3 separate regions of the Homo sapiens genome follow, and regions 2 and 3 are each linked to region 1. The links are chromatin loops, found by intact Hi-C in ENCODE. Cell type or tissue: MCF 10A. All regions are shown on one strand.

The links. Peaks named below come from ENCODE experiments on the same cell type or tissue, not always from the same donor. Only the 100,000 strongest peaks of a DNase experiment are listed, where the experiment ranks them.
Region 2: a loop joins it to region 1, with 7 times the contacts of the local background. A loop is called at or near these places in 23 of 110 quality-filtered maps.
Region 3: it touches region 1 in a loop (2.7-fold over the local background); 2 of 110 quality-filtered maps call a loop at or near these places.

Annotation. Positions count from the first base shown.
Region 1 is chr1:178,528,542-178,536,541 of GRCh38, forward strand. It overlaps LOC105371631 (a long non-coding RNA gene), which reads right to left and starts at 4,191. Exons shown (of 5, transcript XR_922310.3): 1 at 3,795-4,191; 2 at 472-606. RefSeq lists an enhancer at 7,848-8,000. In MCF 10A, a CTCF peak has its summit at 3,939 (motif pointing right); DNase peaks (open chromatin) are centred at 1,670 and 3,950.
Region 2 is chr1:178,306,285-178,314,284 of GRCh38, forward strand. The region is part of intron 3 of RASAL2 (RAS protein activator like 2); the gene reads left to right. Among named protein-coding and RNA genes, the nearest start is that of CLEC20A, 190 kb to the right of the region's middle. RefSeq lists a silencer at 4,430-4,724. In MCF 10A, a CTCF peak has its summit at 4,541 (motif pointing right); a DNase peak (open chromatin) is centred at 4,567.
Region 3 is chr1:178,027,282-178,035,281 of GRCh38, forward strand. CRYZL2P-SEC16B (CRYZL2P-SEC16B readthrough) reads right to left here. Exons shown (of 32, transcript NM_001356506.2): 3 at 7,424-7,520; 4 at 5,746-5,804; 5 at 5,149-5,214; 6 at 4,270-4,379. It also overlaps the pseudogene CRYZL2P. Among named protein-coding and RNA genes, the nearest start is that of CRYZL2P-SEC16B, 6.7 kb to the right of the region's middle. In MCF 10A, a CTCF peak has its summit at 4,719 (motif pointing right); a DNase peak (open chromatin) is centred at 4,750.

The DNA of each region.
Region 1 (8,000 bases):
CAGCTCTAATTCAGTGCCGAGGACTGGTGGCAGTGGTCTCTGCCTTCCCCATCCCTTGATCTTTCCCAAGCCCCCTCATGCCCCAGTCCCATGTCACCCAACTCACAGGCAACAGGACATCTGTGTGTGTTTCAGGGACAGGCTTGCCTGGCTGTCAAAAAGCTGTTTCCTGTGCCCCTGGGGAGAGACCTGCAGGGAGCCACCGCCAGACGTTCCTGCTGACACTGCGCACAGGCCAGCTTTACTGGCAAGCTTGTGCTTTATTCGTAGGTCTCAATGTCACCTCCTCTGGGACAGAATGATACTTAATTTTGTCTCTTTTCCTAAAAATACTATTCCTGTCCTGTGTACAGAGCCATGGTGGGCATCTCCCTGACCCAGGCCCCTACTTCTGTGCCATGGGACCCTGCCCTCCTGGACATAATCAGGAGCCGGTTGACTGGACCGGGGTGGATGCCAAACCCAGCTCACCCAGTTGGATTCCTTTCCCTGGGGATTTGGAACTGGAATTTGGTGAGAGCTCAGTTGGCCCCAGAATTGAAGATATGTAACTGGGAGCTGGGTTGCCATCTGCCACCGTTAGCTGAAGATGCAGAAAAAGCTGATCTGTTGGAAAAGAAAACCAGTTCACAGAAAGAGAAGAATGAAGTGGAGGAGTGGAGGGAAAGGCCCTGCAATCCAAAGAGGGGGCTGCAAGAGCCACTCTCCGGGTCCCAGGCCCTCTTGGTCCAGTTGTAGTTCCCACCTTAGCTCTGAGGGACCCCCTGGCCTCTTGGACTATATCACCCATTCCTGTTTAGGCAGAGTGGGCTTCTGTTATCACCAAACAAGCCTTAGCTAAGGCCACACAGAAGAGATCTTGGAGATGGTCTGGTCAATCTCTTCCATTTACAGGTGAGGGGTTTGAGGTCCAGAGGTGTGTGGCGAGGCGCCCTCCGCTGTGGCCAGGCCAGGACTACAGCCCAGGTTTTCTGGCTCCCGGCCCAGCACTTTGCTCCCTTTGCCCTGTGGCCCTCTGGGGCCAGCAACTCTTTTAGAGATAGCAGGTGAGATAGGAGGAGCTCAGAGGTCACAGCCAGCCGGATCCAGATACAAATTGGTGGATGCTGCAGACACGTTACTTAGCCTCTCTGAGACTCAGCATATTCCTCCAGAATGTAGGGGTGATAACATCTAGTTAATAGGAGTGTTGTGAGAATTAAATGAGTATATATGGAGGAATTAGATTTTTTAAAAACTGTTGTGTTGACAGTAACCATGAGGTCAGAGTTGCCTTTCCTGGATCAAAGGCCTTCCATTCACAGACCCAGTTTTCTGACACATTGACTAACACTTATCATGTCGAGGCCTGCAATGAAATGAATTTTGATCTACCTTAAAAAATAAACAAATGACTTACAGTTATTTTGAGAGGAGGTAGGAAATAAAATAATAGGAAAACGTGAGTGGGTGGGGATCAGGACTGGCTATTCTAGAGGACAGGGGTGGGTCCCTTGTAACACAGCATCTCACTCCTGTCAACCTGGTGGCCAATGACAACAGAGTGAGGGGCAGTTGGCTCACCCCAGCCCTCCCATAGGTAACAGGTGCGGCAGCCCCAGGCCTTGACGCATGTGGTCATCAGAGAAACATGAGGGTGAGTCATCTGGGAGCAATTAAGAGGGGAGGCCCAGGAGGAGGCCAGACTGTGTCATCCATCCCATCACTGCCACAGCACTGGCCCAGTGCCCACTCACAACATTCCTTCTCCTGGGTCACAGGCCACAGGCCAGCCCAGAAGGTGGCTGAGGATGGGCTCAGGCATCCAACACTTCTGACTGGGGCCCAGATCCATCTCTCTTAAACTCAGCAGCTCTGAGGATCCCCCAATTCCATGGCAACGGGCTGCCTACCCACCTTCCCAAGGGGTGCTACTCTGACTTGCCACAGTCTAGTCTCAGCAAACTGAAGCTGTCCTTTAAAAACATAAATTAGAACATGTCACTCTTCAGCTCAGAACTTTCCAGTGTTTTCCCACTTCTCTCAGAGCAAAATGCAAAGTCAATGGTTCACAAAGCCCTACAGGATCCGCCCTGCTGCCTTCCCCATCCCTAACCCTGTACAGTATTTCACTTGCACTTTCTAGCCATGCTGGTTTCTTTGTTTTTCTTCAAACACAACACATACCCTCTTGCCTCAGGGCCTCTGCACTTGCAAACCCTACCCCCTCTCACCACCCTGCCACCACCATCACTAGAATTCTCAGCCTTCCAGTCGGCCAGCTCCCTCGCCTCAAAGTTACCTTCTCAGTGGCCCCCAGTCCCAGCATTCCTTATCTCTCTTACTGTCTGCTTTATTTTTCTCTCCAGCACTCTTGTCACCAACTCACATACCATACAGTTTACTTATTTGTTTATTGTCTGTCTTTTTCTACGAGAATCTAAGCTTTTTGAGTGTGGAGATTTTGTTTCTGTCACTGCCATATCCCAGGGCCCAGAACAGTGCCAGGCACTAGCAGGGGATCGATAAGCACCTGTCGAAAGGCCACGTGGACATCAAGAGACTTACCATCTACTGGGCACTGAGGGTTCTGGGCTAAGAGCTTTTCTAATATTATTTATTTCATTTTTTTTTCTTTTGAGACAGAGTCTTGCTCTGTCCCCCAGGCTGGAGTACAGTGGCGTGATCTCCGCTCACTGCAACCTCCGCCTCCCGGGTTCAAGCAATTCTCCTGCCTCAGCCTCCCGAGTAGCTGGGATTACAGGTGCCTACCACCACACCTGGCTGATTTTTGTATTTTTAGTAGACACAGGGTTTCACCATGTTGGCCAGGTTGGTCTTGAACTCCTGACCTTGTGATCTGCCTGCCTCAGCCTCCCAAAGTGTTGGGATTACAGGCGTGAGCCACCACGCCTGGTTATTTATTTCATTTTATACTTATGACAACCCTGTGAAGTCCCTCTGTCATTCTATGCAGCCGTTGAAATTGTCATTCTTGCCATTTTATACAGGATGAAATAAACTCAGAGAGAAGGTAATGAGCATAATCTGTCTGAGGTCACAGGATACGTGGCAGAGCTGAAATTCGAATCCTAGCATTCTGACTTCAGAACCTGTTTCCTGGACACTCTGGCTTCTCTCGATGTGGTCCCCGGCCCGGCAGCATCAGCACTGTCTGGGAGCTTGTGGGAGGTGCAGCATCTCAGGCTCTACCCCAGACCTACTGAATCAGAATCTGCATTTTCACAATACTTCCTGGGTGAGCCCTTCCAGGGCACACTAAAGTCACCACTATAAGCAATGGGATCTGCTGTATGGAAAACAGGGGGCCTCGCTCTGAACAAGGGGCTGCCCACGGCCTGGGGGTCATTCCCCTGCCATTACCGCCCCCCGCCCTACCCAGGAGCGCTCCCCTGTCTGCTGTTGCAATCCTGAAAGAAGGCTGAGAAGGGCTTGGTGCAGGTAGTGAGGCTTTAGGCTTCCTCTTCAGCTGCCCACGGGCCTCTGTCGGAGGGCCAGATTTCGTGTTGATCAGGGAAGGCTCAGCCCCTGCCTGTGTGTGAGAGCCAGGCCTGTCATGGACAGGGCTGTTGGAGAAAACGCTCCCCGTTCACTTAGGGAGCAGCAGGCTGCACCTCTCAAAAGCAGGCAGAGAGCCAATTTGACATCAGAGGTACAGCGCTGAGCCCGGGCAAGAAGCCATTTCCCCTTGACACTTCTCAGGCACTTGGACCAGGAAGGCTGTTAAAACAAAAACAAAACCTACTCTCATTTAGGTTATTAATGCCTGGGAGCCCTGACACTCATTTTATTACCAGGAGCCACCTTTGGTCTTGACATTCACTAAGGAGTGGGCCTGGAATAAAACCAGAAATCCCCATTCTCAGTCTGCCCCAAGCCCTCCAATTCCGAGGGCGCTGTATGTATAAGCTCGGGCAGGCAAAAGTCGACTGTGAGAACACGCCAGCAGAGGGCGCTGTGGCCCCATCAGTCCCTGCCCACTGAACTCTCCAGAAGGAAAAGCGGCAAGGATGCAAACAAGAAAATCAGACCAGACTGGGAGTCTAGACCCTGCGTCCCACGCGGTCCCACCATGGCTTCCTCTTTGGAATTTTCAGGGGGACCCAGGAAGACTGACACCGCTGATCTGTGCCTACAGGAAAGCCAGTGGCCCCTCACAGAGGGATCAGTTCCAAAAGGACACCCCAAATCCGTATTCGGAACTCACAATAAAGGGACTTCCATTCATTCCTTTATTTACTTAACTAGCATTTGTTGAGTACCTGCAATGGGCCAGGTACAGGGCTGGACGAGGTGTTTTTTCCATAAAATGATGCTGTGACAATGGTTAGATTCCAAGTTTGCTGCCCCACCCCGCCCCGCCAAAAAAAAACTGTTTTATATCTTTAATGGAATGAGACTATTTTCTGTTTTAGGGTCAGAGAAAAGGAATAGGGGAAGGACAGTGTGGAGAAGAGAGAGAAAGGAAGGGAGACAAGTAGGAGCGAGAGGACTGGAGAGAAAAAGAAGCTGGGTTTCAATCCCATCATGGTATATATATATTTATAATTATTTTATTATTTTTCCTCCTGAGTAAAAAAAATAGTACCGAGTAGTTGGGACTACAGGTGCATGCCAACATACCTGGCTAATTTTTAATTCTTTTTGTAGAAACAGGGTCTCACTATGTTGTCCAGGTTGGTCTCAAACTCCTGGCCTCAAGTGATCCTCCTGCCTCAAGCCTCAGCCAAAGCTCAGGATTACAGGCGAAGCCACTGCACCCGGCCCTGGTGTACACAAAATACTGAACCATAAAAGGTTTGGTTTTGGCATCATCCTATTTCCCTTTCTAGACCTGGACCCGAGACTTATCTCTGCAGAGCACAGCATTATGTGAGGCGCCCCAAAGCCAAGTGTCTGCAGCTGCTGCTCTTCCCAGCTCAGTGTTGGTAGGAGCTCAATCTCTTAAAAGAAAGCACCCTGATATGGGACAGACCAGCCCTCCCAGGGACTTTGCACATCTTTTTTTTTTTTTTGAGTGAAACAGGGTCTTGCTCTGTTGTCCTGGCTAGAATGAAGTGACACAATCATGGCTCACTGCTGCCTCAACCTCCTGGGTTCAAGTGATCCTCCTGCCTCAGCCTCCTGAGTATCTAGGGCTACAAGCACATGCCCAGCTAATTTTAAAATATTTTTTATTGTAGAGGCGGAGATCTCACCACGTTGCCTTGGCCGGTCTCCAACCCCTTGTGAGCTCAAGTGATCCTCCCACCTCGGCCTCCCAAAGTGCTGTGATTATAGGTGTGAGCCCTTACACCCAGCCTGTTTGCATCTTTTAATGAGTACCCAAATTAACCTCTAATTGGTAAGTTCCCAGGCAGTGGGCTGGAGGGGAGTGACAATTTCAGACTGTGCTGAGGATGGAATTTGGAAGCAAATTAGAGTTAGGGGCTGGGATGGAAAGATCATTGGCAAGTTAGGGGGTTTGCAGATCAGGGGTAAATATCTCTAGCAGTTTTGAGTGACTTCAGTGTCATTCTGCATGTGTGCTTGGGTGAGGCCAGAGACAGAAGGTCAGTTCAGGGAAAAGGCTGGAAGCCAGAGAACTGCTGAGCTGGGAGAAAGGCCTCAAGGTAATGGGGCTGCAGCAGGCCTGACTCTCCAGGGGCCACCACCTGAGAGCCCTCCCCATGCAGCATGGTTCTCCAGCTGGTTCTCTAGCATTTTGCCCTGCAGAACAGATGCCCTTGCTGCCAAATTGCCCACACAGCAGTTCCCTGTGGTCAGGAGAGACTTGCTCAGAAAGTCCTGCCTCAGCGGCTGTGAGCTGGGCTCTGGGAGCCTGGGTCTTTCCTAAAGAGCCTGCTGTAGGAGGTGAGCAGAGCCTAACAGGCCCGGGGACACAGTTGTGCCAGGGCCATGCAAGGACAGATTCCCTTCCCACCGCAAGCCAGGTTTTGCCATGGCACTGCATGCTAAAGTCCTCCATTAGGATGAAACTTAGTCATCGCGCACATGGATCTCCTCCTCTGCCTCCCAGGGGATCCCAATTAAGAAGCCCCCCTGCTTGCTGTTCCTTTGAAAAGTTCTGCTGGCTGTGCAGGAAGCGGGGCAGGGGAGGAGGAGACCTGCCTGCTCACCAGGCCTTGGTGGGACCACAAGAGAATCTGGGTCCCTGTCCTGCAGAATGTAAAGCTGGGGTTGCCCTGCCTCGGCCATTGTGCCTTTGCTAACGCTGAGTTCTCCAGTGGAAGCATTCCTCGGATCACCTCTCAAGTCCTGGCCATCAAAATTAATCCAGAGTGACAGAAGTCAAAATAGGGTTACCTTTAGAGTGCAAGGATGACAGGGAGGATTCTAGAGTGCTGATGCCCTATTCCTGATCTCGTGGTGGGGATATGGGTGTGTACTATGTGTAAAAATTCATCAAACTGAATATGTCAAATGGTGATGCTGCTTTGGAAAACAGTTTGGCAGTTCCTCAAAAATGGAACATGGAGGCCGGGCGTGGTGGCTCACGCCTGTAATCCTAGAACTTTGGGAGGCCGAGGTGGGTGGATCACCTGAGGTTAGGAGTTCGAGACCAGCCTGGCCAACAGGGTGAAACCCCGTCTCTACTAAAAATACAAAAATTAGCCAGGCATGGTGGTGAGCACCTGTAATTCTAGTTACTTGGGAGGCTGAGGCAGGAGAATCACTGGAAACCGGGAGGTGGAGGCTGCAGTGAGCCGAGATCAAGCCACTGCACTCCAGCCTGGGCAACAATGCCAGACTCCATCTCAAAAAAAAAAAAAAAAAAAAAAAAGGAGGGGTAATCTATAGACTAAAACAGACTAAAAAGTTATATCAGCCAGTTTCAACATCTGCATCTCATTTGTACCCTGATTCAAATTCTTTTTTTTTTTTTAGACAGAGTTTCACTCTTGTTGCCCAGGCTGGAGTGCAATGGCGCCATCTCAGCTTACTGCAACCTCTGCCTTCCGCATTCAAGTGATTCTCCTGCCTCAGCCTCCCAAGTAACTGGGATTAGAGGCACTTACCACCACGCTCGGCTAATTTTTGTATTTTTAGTAGAGATGGGGTTTCACCCTGTTGGCCAGGCTGGTCTCGAACTCCTGGCCTCAGGTGATCCACCTGCCTTGGCCTCACAAAGTGCTGGGATTACAGGCATGAGCCACTGTGCCTGGCTCAAATTCTTTTTAATAATTCACACAGGACAGTTTTAAGACAATTGGGAAATTTAAATTCTAGGAATTATTGCTAGTTTTGCTGTGCAGTAGAATGGTGGTTATGATACCCAAGAAGTTCTTTTCGAGTGATCTGCTAAAACATTCACAGATAAAATAGTATGATATCTGGTATTTGACTGAAAATAATAGAAGATGGAGTGAACTGATGGGTGTGGGGATGGGGCTGGGTTAAGCCATTGCTGGGGCAGGAGAGTGGGTAGGTTTGTAGTAGTTCATGATACTATCCTGTCTACTTTTGTGTATGTTCGAGTCTCCAAAGTTAATAAAGCTAAAACAAAGATATATATAGATCAAAAAATATATATGATGTATAACAAAGTATTTCTCCAGAGAAACAAATATAAACAAAATGGAACAGATTGAGAATCCATAATTATGTAAGAACAAGATCTTTCTCATCTCAGCCAGTTTTTCCATAACTAGGTTTTTTGGCAATGTGTGTTTCACAAGCTGGGACTCTCAACTCCTAATCCAGAAAATTAAGCAGAAACTTACAGATTACTAAAACCCAAGGAGAAAGAGTTGGATGCAGAAAAATTTATGGAAGATTCTGGGTCAGAAATGAGCAAGTGTTCACACCAGAAGGTCCTCTACTGAAGGCATGAGCCAGGCTGCAGACGTGCTGGTGACTGAATTGGATATGAAAATAGCATATCTGTCTGGCATCCTCCTTCCTCACAGAATTGGATGGCAGATCCCTGGTTCTCAGGACCATTGAACATTAAAACCACCTGGGGGCTGGGCACAGTGGCGCACACCTGTGATCCCAGC
Region 2 (8,000 bases), 220 kb before region 1:
TCCAGTCTATCATTGTTGGACATTTGGGTTGGTTCCAAGTCTTTGCTATTGTGAATAGTGCCGCAATAAACATATGTATGCATGTGTCTTTATAGCAGCATGATTTATAGTCCTTTGGGTATATACCCAGTAATGGGATGGCTGGGTCAAATGGTAATTCTAGTTCTAGATCCCTGAGGAATAGCCACACTGACTTCCACAATGGTTGAACTAGTTTACAGTCCCACCAATAGTGTAAAAGTGTTCCTATTTCTCCACATCCTCTCCAGCACCTGTTGTTTCCTGACTTTTTAATGATTGCCATTCTAACTGGTGTGAGATGGTATCTCATTGTGGTTTTGATTTGCATTTCTCTGATGGCCAGTGATGATGAGCATTTTTTCATGTGTTTTTTGGCTGCGTAAGTGTCTTCTTTTGAGAAGTGTCTGTTCATGTCCTTCACCCACTTTTTGATGGGGTTGTTTGTTTTCTTCTTGTAAATTTGTTTGAGTTCATTGTAGATTCTGGATATTAGCCCTTTGTCAGATGAACAAATCACATGGACACAGGAAGGGGAACATCACACTCTGGGGACTGTTGTGGGGTGGGGGGAGGGGGGAGGGATAGCATTGGGAGATATACCTAATGCTAGATGATAAGTTAGTGGGTGCAGTGCAGCAGCATGGCACATGTATACATATGTAACTAACCTGCACAATGTGCACATGTACCCTAAAACTTAAAGTATAATAATAAAAGAAAAAAAAAAAGCACGAAAAAGATGTTCTAAATAAATTGCGAAGAAGACAAGTTATATAACAGCATGTGCAGTCTAATCATTATTTCATTTTTTAAAAAAAGGTACAGTATGCACACAGAATAAAGATTGCTTATACACATCAACGTATTATGAGCATTATCTTTATTTTGCTTGTATGTTCTAGATTTTCTTAAGCAATGTGCATTTCTTTCATACTAAAAATATTTTTAAATAAAATATACTAATTACTTTTAAAAAAAAAATTTTTTTCCACTGAAAATGAGATGTTTTCTTAAGGCATGTGTGCATCATGTCTAAAGTACCCACTTCCAGATTTAGAAAACCTAGGAAAAAACTATTTTCCCCTAGTAACAGTATCCAGATTTTAATTTATTCATCAAAAGACTATCTAGATTCAAACCATGCAAAGCATGACTTGCTGAATTTTCAAGAGGAGGTAGTAGGGTTCTTTGTATACAAATAATACTGGAAGGCATATTAGTTGGCCGTGTGAACTAAAATTAGTAAATAGTCATTTTCAATGTCAATGTAACCTACAAATTCAACTTCTTTTAAAAAAACCAAAGCTATCAAATAGCTTGCAAGAACTCTGAGAAGGGGGAAAAGTGAAAGCTGAAGAGTGGACATTTTTATGAACTGTGCATTTATGGAAGAAAATTTATCTCTGTTATTGCATATTGCTTACTGCTTGGCTGGTGGATAGCACAAGGTGAATTTGGAGCTGTCTCCAATCTTTTTGTTGTATTTCTTTGACATTCCGGTAAAGTTCATGTTTTCATGCCCAAATGGGCAAACTACAGTATGAGCCTGAAATGAGCAAGGATAGTTGTTTGCATGTAACATCATAAACATGTTCATAAAGCTGGTTTAATTAGAAAATGCCAAACATTCGTAAATCCGAGGCTTTCTCAGTCCTCAAACAGAAAGTTCAGATTGAACTGGTAAATTCAAATCCAAACATTTACTAACTCAAGGCTGCAGAGATCTCATGCCTCTATTTTAATATATTATAATAAAATATTAAAGTTATCCCGTCATCTTACTTACAGAATGTCTGGATTTTTATAAAAACTGTGCCTGTGATAGTAAATTTGTGTTATTATCCTAGAGTCCTCAAAAACCTATAAACATTTGGTAAATACATTTAAAATTATAATTTAACATAGTATGCCTCCGATATATTCTAGCAAGCCTTAGAGAAGAGTGTATCAAAAGTCTTTTAGAGTCAAAGCTAGCTATCTAAAATTTTTATGTTTGTATACATGAAGACCAAAAAAGGAAATTAAGTTGGAAAACTCTGAGGAAAAGCCAGCCTTTTACTTTATACCATCTTTTCCTAAGTTTATTGACCTCTGAGTGACCAAAAACTTGAGAAAACTTTGAAGAAAATTAATATTAAAGTAGAATATGTTCTCTAGGGTATTTATAAAAATATTATAAAGGATAAAGCTTTTGATCAGAATTAATAAAAGATATTGATTATTCAAACATTAGCTTTTTTTTTTTTTTTTTTGGAGGCAGGGTCTCACTCTGTTGCCCAGGCTAGATTACAGTGGTGTGGTGTAATCATGACTCACTGCAGCCTCAACTTCCTAGGCTCAACTGATTCTCCCACCTCCACCTGCCAAGCAACTGATACTACAGGCACTCACCACCATGCCTGGCTATTTTTTTTTTTAATTTATTCTAGAGACAGGGTGTCACTATGTTGCTCATGCTGGGAAACCTTGGTTTAAACCCTGGCCCTTTCTGTTAGATTAAATTAGCCTCAGTTCTAACTTTATTTGTAAATTAGTGAGGACTCTGTTTTTATTCCCAAGACATTGTTAGAAATATCTAGATAATTTATGCAATAATTTCAAGATGCTAGAATCTTCTGTAGAACTACTGGATGGTAATAGCATTGGTAGACAGGATATGTGCATAATGAAGATTTAATATTATAAGAGATATATTCTTTCCTTTATAAAATAGAGTAAAAATGCTGATAAATAATGTCTGTGTATGGTAGTACTCAATATTTAGATTGGCTATTAAATTAATGTGTGTATTTACTTAACCAACAGAAGCAGACCTTGAACTTTATGGTGATATATTAATACATATAAAGATCAAAATCTTTATAAAAAATAATATCCTGGTATTTCTAGCTCTGAAAGTTGGAGCTCAGTGGATAATGGCAGCCACTGATTTTCTTTGAAATTTCCTTAAAATGTCATGTCTTATTCCTCTCCTGTAAAATAAGATTATTTGACTACTGTCTATAAGAAAGCTCACATTAAAACAGCTGCATAATATCTAGGCATTATATTTGTATTCCACATTAATAGATGGCAGTGATATGCAAGTAATTTGAGGAGAACTCAGATAAGCTCAAGAATTATCAAAATCATTATGAATAATTAAGGTAGAAAACCCTGGAAAAATCTTCCTCAAGGTTTTGGTTGAGTAGTTTTGGGTTTTCTTAAAAACCATGAGTGACTATATATTTATTCTTTGAAATAAGATTTGGAAGGATGTATGTGGTAATACTGATGGTAATATTCTGGAAGAATTGGCTTGATTATGGGATAAAATAGCCATATACAGTCAGTTCTGTTATAATATGACATACAGAGTCCTAAAAATCACTACACTATGCAAGTGGAGACAAAGTGGTTAGGGGCACTACTCTCAAAAACATGGTCAGTAACACACAAAAAAGTGATAAAACTAGGTTTCAAATACTATAATGAATATAGCACTTTACCTTGAAAAAATCCTAAAGTTTCCTTGTGGTAGAGGGCATCAGACTAATTTGTAAGTGTATTTTGAATTGATAGAAGGAGGGTTATTTAAAAGCGGATAGAATGTTGTTACAACAGGCATGTTGGGTGTGGCTAATAACACTCATGCAGTGAACTGAGGCAGCTGGTAGATGTTTGAGGTGTATCTGAATATGAACATCTTGTATATTCAACATGGCTTGGTGAGTAGAGTTTCCTTTGTTCATTTAGTGTTTATTACAGATGAAATTTGTAAATTAGTGAGGACTCTGTTTTTATTCCCAAGACATTGTTAGAAATATCTAGATAATTTGTGAAATATTTTCAAGATGCTAGAATCTTCTATAAAACTACTGGATGATAATAGCATTGATAGACAGGATATGTGAGTAGTGAAGGTTGTGCATAAGGAAACACAGATTTTGTGTTATGTGCAAATTGTTACCTAAAATAAATCAATTGCAGTAGAACATTAAAGTTTTCAAAGCAAATATTATAACAGAACTGACCTTACTACCAATCTGATATAGTTAGATTTGCCCATTAGAAAGAAGTTTGCATTATTAGCCAATTAAATGCAAAAACTTCATTTACATTTGAACATTTTCCTGATTTTCTTTTGGAAGTAGTTAATTGGGTCTCAAAACTGACATGAATAAAATAAAAAAAAACTAGTACTTAAGTTCTCAAGCTAACCTACTAAAATCAATTTTACTGTTTGATTTTGTTACTTTTGTTACTCTTATGAGCTAGATTTTGATTAGCAGTAACATTTTTTTTCGATTGGGACATCAGTTCTCAATTCTAAGTTGAGGTGCGAGACCACAATTCTGCTGTAATTTGAAGTTTGGATTCCTAATTTGTTCTTTTATCTTCCATATTTTAGCACAGTGGAGATTTGTTTACTTCTGTGAAGGTGGCTCCAAGGCAGTGCTGCCACTTATGGTTGCTCAAACTGTTACCCAATTACCTGTCACTTGTTATCGCTGATTTGTAGCTGTTTCATAAAATTTCCAGTAGATGGCAGTAGAGTTTCTTCAATAAAGGACTCCCTTTCTAATTTGTGGAAGTCATTTGTATAGGCTATTGTCATGGTTACTGTTCCCAGTTTGTACAGTCAAGTTCTGTGGAAATGGGTGCCCAAGAAGACCAGAGTAGAGTACTCCAAAATGTGATACCCACACTAGAGGCTCCTCTTAATCAGCCCTAAGGCCAAGTTCTTAGGAAACCACTGTGGTGGTTGGAGAATCAGGTGGGAAGTAGGAATGATTTTTAGATTCAGCCTGGACATCTGGAGGAGATGAATGGCAGATTGAACACAAGCATCTAATTATACTCCTCCCAGAAACTCCACCAAACCTACTAAAGGTGTTTTATTTTAAAGACATGATCCATCAAGGATATGGAGAACGAGAAAGAAGAAAACAGCCATACACACACACAAACACACACACACACACACACACACACACACACACATTGAAAGCTGAAAAGCAAATAGAGTGTGGCAAATGACATAGCTTACTTAAGAAAGCCAAATCTTAACTTGGCTATGAAGAAGGCTAAAAATGAAGCTGACCTTTACCACAGAATCTTTAAATAGCTCAGGAATTGAGCCAGACATATGTGGTAGCAGATCCCCAGGTCTCCTCCTCTTCCCCATTCCACTGAACAACTGTTCTTCCTACCTATACCTCCACCTTAGTATAAGACTCCAAGTATACTCTTTGGAGGGAAAAAAAAAAGCCCAAGTATCTTTGGATTGGGAGATACTAGGCAAAATTGAGAACAGGGCATTTTACCACATATGAGGGAATTAGGTGAATATGTGCACGCTGAATGATGGGACTCCTCCACCTTTCTTCTCTCACTTGCCTTTACCCTACAGGCAGGAGATTAGTAGAATACCCCTTGGTGTATTTAGCCCAAGAAGAAAGATCTAAGAATACCAACTTTCCCAAGATTAGTGGACATCTGAAGAAAAGCCTGAAAGAGAGAGACTAAAACATACAAAAAAAGAAGAAGAAGAAAAGAAAAAGAAAAAAGGGAAAAAACAACTTGGAGGTAGAGACTAGGCAGGGAACAGAAAACTTTAAAAAAATGATTGATATCCTCAGAAAGATAGGATGTTACATACATGAAACAAGAACAGAATGTTTTACAAAGTTGAGCTTTTGTCTACTAAAAAATTAGAATATAAAACTCAATATAAGGGTTGGAAAATGGAATTGAGAAAATAGAAAGTGGAGAGAAAAAAAAGATAAAATAATGAGAGGACCAGTCTAGGAAGTTGAATATCAAAACAACAATTCCAGAAAAAGGGAAAGAAAGGGAGCAAAACCCTAGCAAAATAATTTCAGGAAATTTCCCACCACTGAAAGATATGTGTTTCCAGATTGAAAGGGCTTACTGAGTTCCCATGACAAGTCACATTTCATGAAATTCTAAATTGTCTCTAGTGACAAGAGACAGTCTTACAAACCTGCAAAAAAAGGGAAATTGGAGTACATACAAAGGATCAGAAAGGCTGCGGACTTACAATAAGCAATATCAGAAGCTAGAGAACAATGAGGAATGCCCTCAAAATTCTGAAGGAAATTTTTTTCCAGTCCAGAATTGTATATTTAGCTGTAAACTATTAGTCAAATTTGAGAATAGCATAAAGACATTTTCAGACATGCAAGACTCAAAAAAGATTACCTCCTACACATCATTTTTCCTGAAGCTAATGAAAGATATGTTTTACTAAGAATGAGGACAGGAGATCTAGCACAGGGGAGAGAAAAAGGGAACTTTTAGTAGAATGCTAAAGACAGAACCAAGTTTAATAGCTCGGTACAAGATGTAGAATAAAGACAGCCAGTTCAGACTGGAGCAGCTGATAAGGCTGTAGCGAGACTTTCCAAGAACACAAAATTGATAAGTTAACTCAATCAGCGGAAACAATAGGAAGCGCATTTGTGGTTGAATTAACAATAAGCATATAGATATCTAAGCAAATGAATAATACAAGAGAACACTATAAGAGAAACAAAAAAGTAGCTCAGGACAAAGAGAACACTTCTATAGCACTTTTTATCATATTGGGCACTTTACATATATGAATTTTTTAATCCTTGTAAACCCAAGAGGTAGATAATGTTACAATGAATATTTTATGGATAAGGAAACTGAGGCATAGAGAGGTGAAGTAACTTGCCTAAATAGCTAGACAGCCATTAAGTGGCAAAGATAGGCTTTGAACCCTGGAAGTATGCCTTCAAGATCTATGCTCCTGACCACTATGCTACAGTCTACATAGGATTTACTCTGTGGCTGGAGTCTAAATAACGTACATAGTCATAATATTGTTTGCCTTTACCAAAATTATTATGTAACTATATAGGGAAGGTGAGAGAATAGGAGTATGTATGCACCTACTGGGATGGTGATGGAGGAGGAAGGATTCACATTCTCATCTTTCATAGTGGAAAGTCAATAGATAATGTCTAAAATAGAGAAATTTTAAAGTATCAACAAAGCAATATTATTCAATATTTGATGTTAACTACCAAAACAATTGGCTAAGAGAGGTAAAAGTGGTTGCTTCTGCAGAAGGAAATGTGTTAAAAGAGGAGGGCTGGGTATTGCTGTTTGTTTTAACAAGTTGTAGAACCAGTTGACTCTAAACTGTGTGCACATTTTTTTTTTTTCTGTTTTGAGACAGGGTCTCACTCTGTCACCCGGGCTGGAGTGCAGTGGCATGATCACAGCTCACTGCAGCCTCAAACTCCTGGGCTCAAGCAATCCTCCCACCTCAGCCTCCCAGGGAGCTGGAACTGCAGGTGCACACCACCACACCCAGCTAATTAAGGGCATTAATTCCTTAGCTTTTAGGGATTTAAATGGGAGGGCATATTACATTGATGACGACAGGTGGGTTTCACACTACTAAAATATACTGTTTTTAAAATTAGCTAAGTCTTTTCTCATTCTATAGTCACTTGTAGTAAGATATTAAGTTAGCCTTTAAAACAGCTTAGTTTTTCCTTATCTAAGGTAAGGAAGATAAATTGAATCTGACAAAACAAGACTAAAAACTTCTTGGCGTTTTCAGGTTAAATTATTATAATCTAATAGACAATAAAAACAACCTCTATTGGATGCTTCAGGAATGTTTTAAGAAGATATTTTCTTCTCTTTGTCTCTTTGTTAAATAAAAATTCAGCTGAAATAATGCTAAAGAACAAGTTTTCTGCAGACCATAAATGCTGTGCCTATGATTTAATGTATCATTTTGATTGTTTATATTTCTGCCGATGAATTCAAAACCCAGGGACCACGATAGTAAAATACATAAGAATTAATTCCACATAGGTCTCTTGTAGACTCACAGCAACCTTTGCTCACGTGAGAAGATCCAAAAGTGGAGTTTTTATACCTAGGTTAGGAATATTTTTACTGTGTCTCTTGCAGTGTCATATAAATAGAATTCA
Region 3 (8,000 bases), 500 kb before region 1:
GGCATGGTGGCACACACCTGTAGTCCCAGCTACTCGGGAGGCTGAAGCAGGAGAATCACTTGAACCTGGGAAGTGGAGGCTGCAGTGAGCCAAGGTGTGCCACTGCACTCCAGCCTGGGCAACAGAGCGAGACTTCGTCTCAAAAAAAAAAAAAAAAATTCACGGGCTGGGCGCGGTGGCTCACGCCTGTAATCCCAGCACTTTGGGTGGCCAAGGTGGGCAGATCACAAGGTCAGGAGTTCAAGACCAGCCTGGCCAATATCGGGAAACCCCATCTCTACTAAAAATACAAAAATTAGCTGGGCATGGTGGTGTGTGTCTGTAGTCCCAGCTACTCGGAAGGCTGAGGCAGACTAATTGCTTGAACCTGGGAGTCAGAGGTTGCAGCGAGCCGAGATCTTACCACTGCACTCCAGCCTGGGCGACAGAGCAAGACTCCGTTTAAAAAAAAAAAAAAAAAATTATCTCCAGGCACAAGCTCAAGAGAAATAAAGGAAAAAGAATTAAATGGGACACTGTATACAAAGCACTTGGAAAACAAAGTGTTAGACAAACTGAAGCCATTGTTACACCATGCAATCATTTTTTCTATTTGAACCTCATAAGAACATTATTGAGGAGATATAATTACTTCCAGTTTCCAGACAGAGACATAGACTCAGAGAGGTAAAGCAATCAACCAGGGTCATCCAGGTTGCAGGTGTTAGAACAATTACTCAAGCCCACTGCTGCGTTACTCCAAAGCCCATGCTTTTCCACTCCATCACCCTAGGAGAAAGCCATACCTAAGGCCCGACACAGATGGCATAGATGGTGGTGAGCCATACTGTGGGGAAGTCTGGGGTTTGGAAGTCTCCAGAAAAGCTGCAAACACTCAAGCATTGCCTAGACATGCCTCACCATGGGGCAGCACCCACCAGCCCAAGCACTTTAGTCTCAAAGTGAATTTGCAATGAAATACTCCAAGAACACTGGTGCCCTTAAAAGATTCCAAACTTACTCATAACTATTTGAAACTGAATGCTTCCCTCAAATATTCCTTGGTGGAACCCTGAAATAGTTGCAGTTCAGTGAGGGCTATTAGCACACAGTGCCACAGTGGGCAGACACTGCTCTAGGGTCAGGCACCTGAATTGAATCCCGAGATTCTCACTAGGTCTCCATGGGACCTGCAGTGAACCATTTTCTCTCTTGGTGCCTCGCTTTCTTGATCTGTGAAATAGGGATAATAAACACTTACACTGCCCACATCCCAGGGGCTTTGTGAGGATCAAGGGTAAGATAATTGCCGCAGAGACACTTTGGAAGCAATATGAAATGCTGTGGATTCGAGGTGTAATCAAAATGACCTGTTCCACATAGGTGGCATGGTAACATTTATATTTTTGTTTGCTTTTGTTTAAAACCATTATTGAGGTTCAAGAAAATACAGCTTAGGTTAATTTTAATATATTAATTAAAGTGAGCTTTTCTATCTACTATTTATAACAATTTATAACTATTTAAAACAATTTGTACAATTTTATCTTCCTCGAAATGTTAAATAACCAATAGCTCTAGACAATAAAACCAATTATAGTCTCTCCCCCAGACAGGAGCTAAAAGCCCATCCTGTTAACATGAAATGTGTTCATATCACTTGAGGAGCCTCCTGGTATCTATGATTACTTTCAGAACTCACATGTCCTTCCCAAATGGAACTTAATAGGAGAAAGGAGAGATGTCCCCTAAAGGAATTCCAGACCAATCCAATTATTTCCAAACCTATATACCCAGCTGCCCTCTGGCTATCCAATTGCACGCTCCACAGGAATCTCACATTCAACACAGCCAAAACCCAACTCACTATTCCTGCCTGTGTTCTCAATCTCAATTAGATGGCAACTCCACGAGTTAACTTAGTTTGCTCCTTCCCACTCAATGTCTAATAATAACAGGATTCTTTTTAAAGAGATTCTTACTGACATGCCCCGCCCTCTAATAGGCACTGCACGTGTAATCTCAGTATTCCCACAACAACTCCATGGAGAGAGCATTCTTTTACAAGTGAGAAAACTGACGATATTAAGCTGGAGGCAGAGCTGGAATTTGAACCTACGTCAGGCTAACTTTAAAGTCCTTGTTCTTTCGACTAGAGCAGGATGCTCTCCAGGTACCAAATTATCTATTTTTTTTCCACTTCAGTATCTCTCAATGCATTGTTTCCACTGCCTTGGTTCAGGTAGCCTATCCTAATCCTGGCTCAGATTGCTCCAAGAGCCTGTCCTATTGCTTCCAGACTACCCTTGACCTTTCCCCTATCCCTCATCCCCACAGCTACCAGAGTGAACTTTTCCAAATGCAAAAATATCATGTCACTTCCCTACTTTAAATCCTCAACTCCTCTCAATAGCTTCCAATAAATGTTCAAATTCTTCAGCCCCACACAAGGGCCTCGTGATCTTATCTCTGCCCTCCTCTCTAGAGCCACCTTCCACCATTTCCCCCCAGGTCCCTGGCTCCAGAGATACTATTTGCAATTCTCTGAATGCATCATGCTAGTTCCTAGTTCTCTATCTTCTAATAAGTCCTCCCACCACTGAAATGGCCTTCACTTCCCTTCTTCCTCTATTCAACTGCTACCAATTCTTTAAAAGTCAGTTTAAATGTCCACCTTCTCCAAGAAATCCCCCTTTTCCAACACTCACAGCCTCAGAAAGATACTTCTGAAGAGACCTAAGTCTTTTTTCATTATTTTATTCATTCATTCATTTAAGAAATAGTTCTTGAGGGCCTACTATGTTCTAGGTACCATGCTAGGTGCAGGACTACAGGGATGAACCAAAGAGACACTGTCACTGCCTTTATGGGGATTACAATCCAGTAAGAGGGAGACAATAACCCGATAAGGACACAAGTAACCACACTCTGAGCTATGTATTATGAAAGAGAAGTAGAAGGTGCTATGAAATCATATATACAGAGGAGGGAGAGGGGCCTCACCTAGACTGAGGGACAGAGAATACTTCTCTGAAAAAATGACATTTGAGTTTAAATCTGAACGACAGCTCTGAGAATTACAGGTAGAGAAAATAGCATGTGCAGAAGGCATGAAGTGGGTCAGACCTTGCCAGGGTCTAGTAGCTGGAAGGATGAGTGATTTGCTTCTAGGCCCCCTCCCTAGTCTGTAAGCGAATAGATGGCAAGACCCTGCTCTGGGTTACTTTATATCCCCAGTGCCTTGCACATGATTTTTAATCAATGAATGAATATATTGTTTGAATAAATATATGTTTGAAAACTGGAGTTATGATTTTTGTAAGTGGTGACTCTAACATACAAATAACCTTGGCCTGAAGAACATTTGTTGCTACATCACTGCAAGGCCTGTGGCTCCAGCTGCTGCCGTCACTAAAACAACTCTGTGCCAAAGAAAGATGAATGCTACTTCAGAAACCTTCAGAAGTCAACCAGTAATATGATTTCACAAATATTTTAGAAACAGAACATTTTAAAGCAAGAATGTTAGAGGTCGTTTCATTCAAACCTTCATATACATCTGTTCTCCACCCTGTAAGCTTACGGATGTGACTTCTAGATTAGTGCTAATTGGGTTCAGTTTTGAAGACCTCCCAGGAAAAATATTCCTGAATCTCTCTAGGTAGCCTCTCCCTCATATCAGTGGCAACCCTTCCTTTGAGCTACCACTCCAATTTATTCTTCAGAAATTCTATCTTAAAATCCTTCTCATATTAGATACTGCCCAATGTTACAAGGTGATGAGCATGTAATGGCCACTGCTCAACTAAACCCACCTCTCTGAAGCAATTCTGAGTCTCACCTCTCTGAAAAGATCAAGAAGTAGTACGTATGCTCCAGGTAAAGAGTCAAACTTCAGCACCTTTTCTCCTGAAATGTCCCATCTGACACACTCAACAAGGCCTCACAGAAACAAATACCATAGGCCTCTAATAAACTCAGAGTGAAATGGGTTTAAATAAACCAACTATCTACACTTTAATACTTTTATGAGATCTCCAGGGCGGTCACATTTGAGAGAGGTATTTCTCCAATTCACAATGGCCAAGTTCACAGCCTATCATCTCCTCTCAGACAGAAGGATGTCCTCACAGTCAAAAAACCCCAATCTCAAGTGGCTACCTCCCTTTGGCCTTTCCTCAGCCAAAAGGAAGGGAAGGGAAGGGAAGAGGTGGGGCATGGCCTTGTCGGACACTTCTGATATCAAGAGAAGGGTACTTTCTAGCCTTCTGTCATCTACACAGTCCTTACCCAGGCTGGGTACGGGCCCAATGCTCAAGAGCAAAAATCGCAGTGCCATAAGTTATAGGGAGGACAGCAGCTTCTTATAGGGAGACCTTTTCTGGAATCTGCCACAGGTCCTAAAAAAGAGATAACAGTGACTTACAGATTGAGTGTATGTACCTAAGTCGTAAAGGCTGCTCAGTAAATATTAGGATTTGATTCAGTGACTGATTTGTAAAGGGAATCACTTGCCCATAACCAAGCCCAGTGGAAGTCAAAACTAAGCAAGCTGTAGCAGATTTCAGAACTTGAATGCATCAGACTTCAAAACCCCAAGGCTAGCATCTGGCTCAGAAAGGAGCCAACAGGTAGAGAATGGAACACAGATCACTGTACTGTGATGGGTGAATGGTCTGGTATGTCAGTTTTACCTCAGTAAAGCTGGTGGGGACAATTGTGTACTGTCCACCACCAGGGGGCACCATTCACACCCTGCACAACCATGCTAGACTACCCTGGCTGGCTCCATTCCCAGGGCTATCTCTTTCATAAGCTTTGTGTCTGGGAGAAGCCCATTACATCCAGCTCAATGCCCAAAACCAGCTTTTCTACTAAAACTACCTAGTCCAAATGAACAGCCAGCTCAAGGACTCAGAAAACAAAATGTTGTTCTTCATTAAAACACTCAATGCAAACAAAGCTCTGTGCAAAGTGTTGTCACATTAATGAAGAGAAGGAGTTTAACATTTGAAAAAATGAAGTGCTTAGCTGAGAAACAAGACATGACCAAATAAATACAAAGAAAAAGAGGGAGAGGGGAAGACAGGAATGAGGGATAGGTGGAAATTAAAGAAAAACAAAGGAGAAAAAACATCTTCAACCATTAATCTTGAGTGGTACAGATACCTTCTGGTCAGTGACGCATTCTTCAGCCATACAATTAAAGTTTCTTGTGCCAATAACTCTATCTCCCTAAAGGAAACATACCATTAAGGATATGTGCAAATGTATGACCTTGCATTCCTTTTCCTGAATTAATCAAAAAAGAAAAAAAAATGCACATCTCTGACTCCATAAGACACAGGTTGGTCTTAATTATTCAGAGTTACTGTTTAGTAAATAAAATAATAACTCTCTCAATACCACCACCAGGCTGTGAAGCCAATTTGAGTGAGCACATTTGAGACGAAGAGAGAGAGTAAGGGAAAGGTTGATTTGAATTAGAAGCCCACTCTTAATTTCACAAGAGAATCAAATTCTCTGTCCTCTTGGTTAAAGACTGAGGTGCCGCCTTTTATTCATAATGAAAAGTTTAATGAAGCCAGGAACTTCCAATTACTTCCTTTCCCCAGAAAGAATTTTGTTTCTTACCTTTCTAGTTAGGTTTCCCTTTGGTGTCTGCAGGCAAAAGCCAGTAGAAGCAAGACCCTTTGGCTACAAATGAAGTTAGCATATTTTTCATAGCTACATATACATTGATTCCCTAGACTTCAATTAATTTACCTCTTTAACTGTCCTGACATCTGTGCCTGTCTCCAATACTGTCCCAGAAAAGTCCATTCCTAAAAACATATTGTTTAAAGATTAGGTTATCTGTAAAACACAACACCATGGAGATGAGAAAACACTGATCGACAGGCTATTCCAACAGCTTTCGGAGCTGAGGATTTAGGTGCCCCTCCTCCTCTCCATATGCAGGTAGAGAGGTAAGGTGTTATACTCAAAGCACAGGAAAGTAAACATAAGATTTCACCATCACAACCTGGGAAGCTATAGCAGTCTCAATCTTACCATGACACAAATGAAAATTTCAAGAATGTGCAAAAGCACAGAGAATCACAGGTACACAGGTACTTTTGACCCTAATCACTGGGACCTCCTATAGCACCCCAGTGACAATGTTCATCCTATTTATTTATCTGTTTTCAAGTCTCTTCTGCTGGCCTGTAGGGCCCTCAAGGACATGAACTGTGTTTATTCAGACAGTACTTGGCTCAACTGGATGAACTGGTGCTGTCTGCCCTTTCCTTTTTCACCTCTGAAATTTCTGAATTAATGATGATGTTTCCTACTTGAGCTGCCAGGGGAATAACTCAATTGTGTATGACATCTTCCCCCCAACCAGTATTTCAGCAAATATAAACAGAAGGAAATGGTTCTAACTGTCGAGATACAATCAAACACCCTGAAAACAAAACACGGTAACTATTTGCAATCACTCTATCTTTCATGATATATATCTGTATAAAATGTACATGTACTATATACATGCTAAGCTATACTTACATCCCTTTAAATAAATTTCAACAACAAAAATCAGTCACTTGTCCACATGTGCAGGATCTAGGGGTAGACTGGGAACAAAAATCAGGCAGAGGGCTGCTAAGAAATCCACACTCTTCTTCTCTCTGATCCTTTGGCATTAGGTTTTGTTTGTTTGTTTGTTTGTTTTGTTTTTGAGACGGAGTCTCACTCTGTTGCCCAGGCTGGAGTGCAGTGGCATGATCTTGGCTCACTGCAACCTCCGCCTTCTAGGTTCAAGCAATTTTCCTGCCTCAGCCTCCCGAGTAGCTGGGACTACAGGCGCACACCGCCACGTCCGGCTAATTTTTGTATTTTGGTAGAGACAGGGTTTCACCATTGTTGCCCAGGCTGGTCTTGAACTCCTAGGCTCAGGCAATCCGCCCGCCTCAGCCTCACAAAGTGCTAGGATTACAGGCGTGAGCCACCATGCCCGGCCTGGCATTAGGTTTTATTGGGAATGTGTCTGTGAGGCTGAAAGTTTTAGCTGCAAACAGATGTCTGTGATCCTTCAGTGAAGAAACAAAACTGGGGCAATATCCAGCAAGGAAAGGGAATGAATGGCTAGGACCAATGATAATTCTGGTGAAAATTCATTTGTTCATTTCTTCATTTTTAGAGTATTTATTGAGCACCTACTAAGAGCCACGTACAATGCTAAGCTGGGGGATATAATGTTGATCAAGACAGGCATAGACTTTGCCCTCATGGGGCTCACAATCCAGTGATCCCAATACACAGTGAGATGGACACATATAACTGAAACATCACCGATGGCAGGCAGACACCAACAGAGCACTGCCTGAGCCCAGGGGCATGATTCTGAAAACTCCCTGTATCTTTTTTTCCTGAAGCAGTCACTTGGTCTCCCTATACTCACCAGGTGTGAAGGGAAGATGGGGCCTTTCCTGATATTGATCACGGCAGATCAAAATATCACCAAAGTTAACTCCACAGAAATGGACATCAACTCTGACCTACAAAAGAAATAGAGCAGCAAAGCAGAACAGTACACATCCACGGAGACAATGTTTATTCAATCATACCAAAATAGTTACTGAATGACAACAACATGCCAGGTACTAAAGTAACAGCTGGCACACACTCATGGGCAAGGCCTCTGCCTTCATGAAGCTAAAGTATAGGAGGGAAAACAGATATTAACCAGATAATAATGAAGATACATATATTAAGTTATAACTCCAGTACCAAGCATTAATGATAAAAAATATATGGTGCTATGAAAGCACATAATGGAAGGATTTGACCACTTAGGGAAGTCAGGAAAAGCATTCCTAAGTAAGCAACACTTTGAACTAACAACTGAGAGTTAACTATTCAAAATAGGAGGCAAAAGCCTTGGCACAGACAAAAGCAATGGCGTGTACAAAGACACTACAGTGGGGACACAAGAGAGTTTGAAGCCTTACTGAGGATTTTTTTTTTTTTAAGACGGA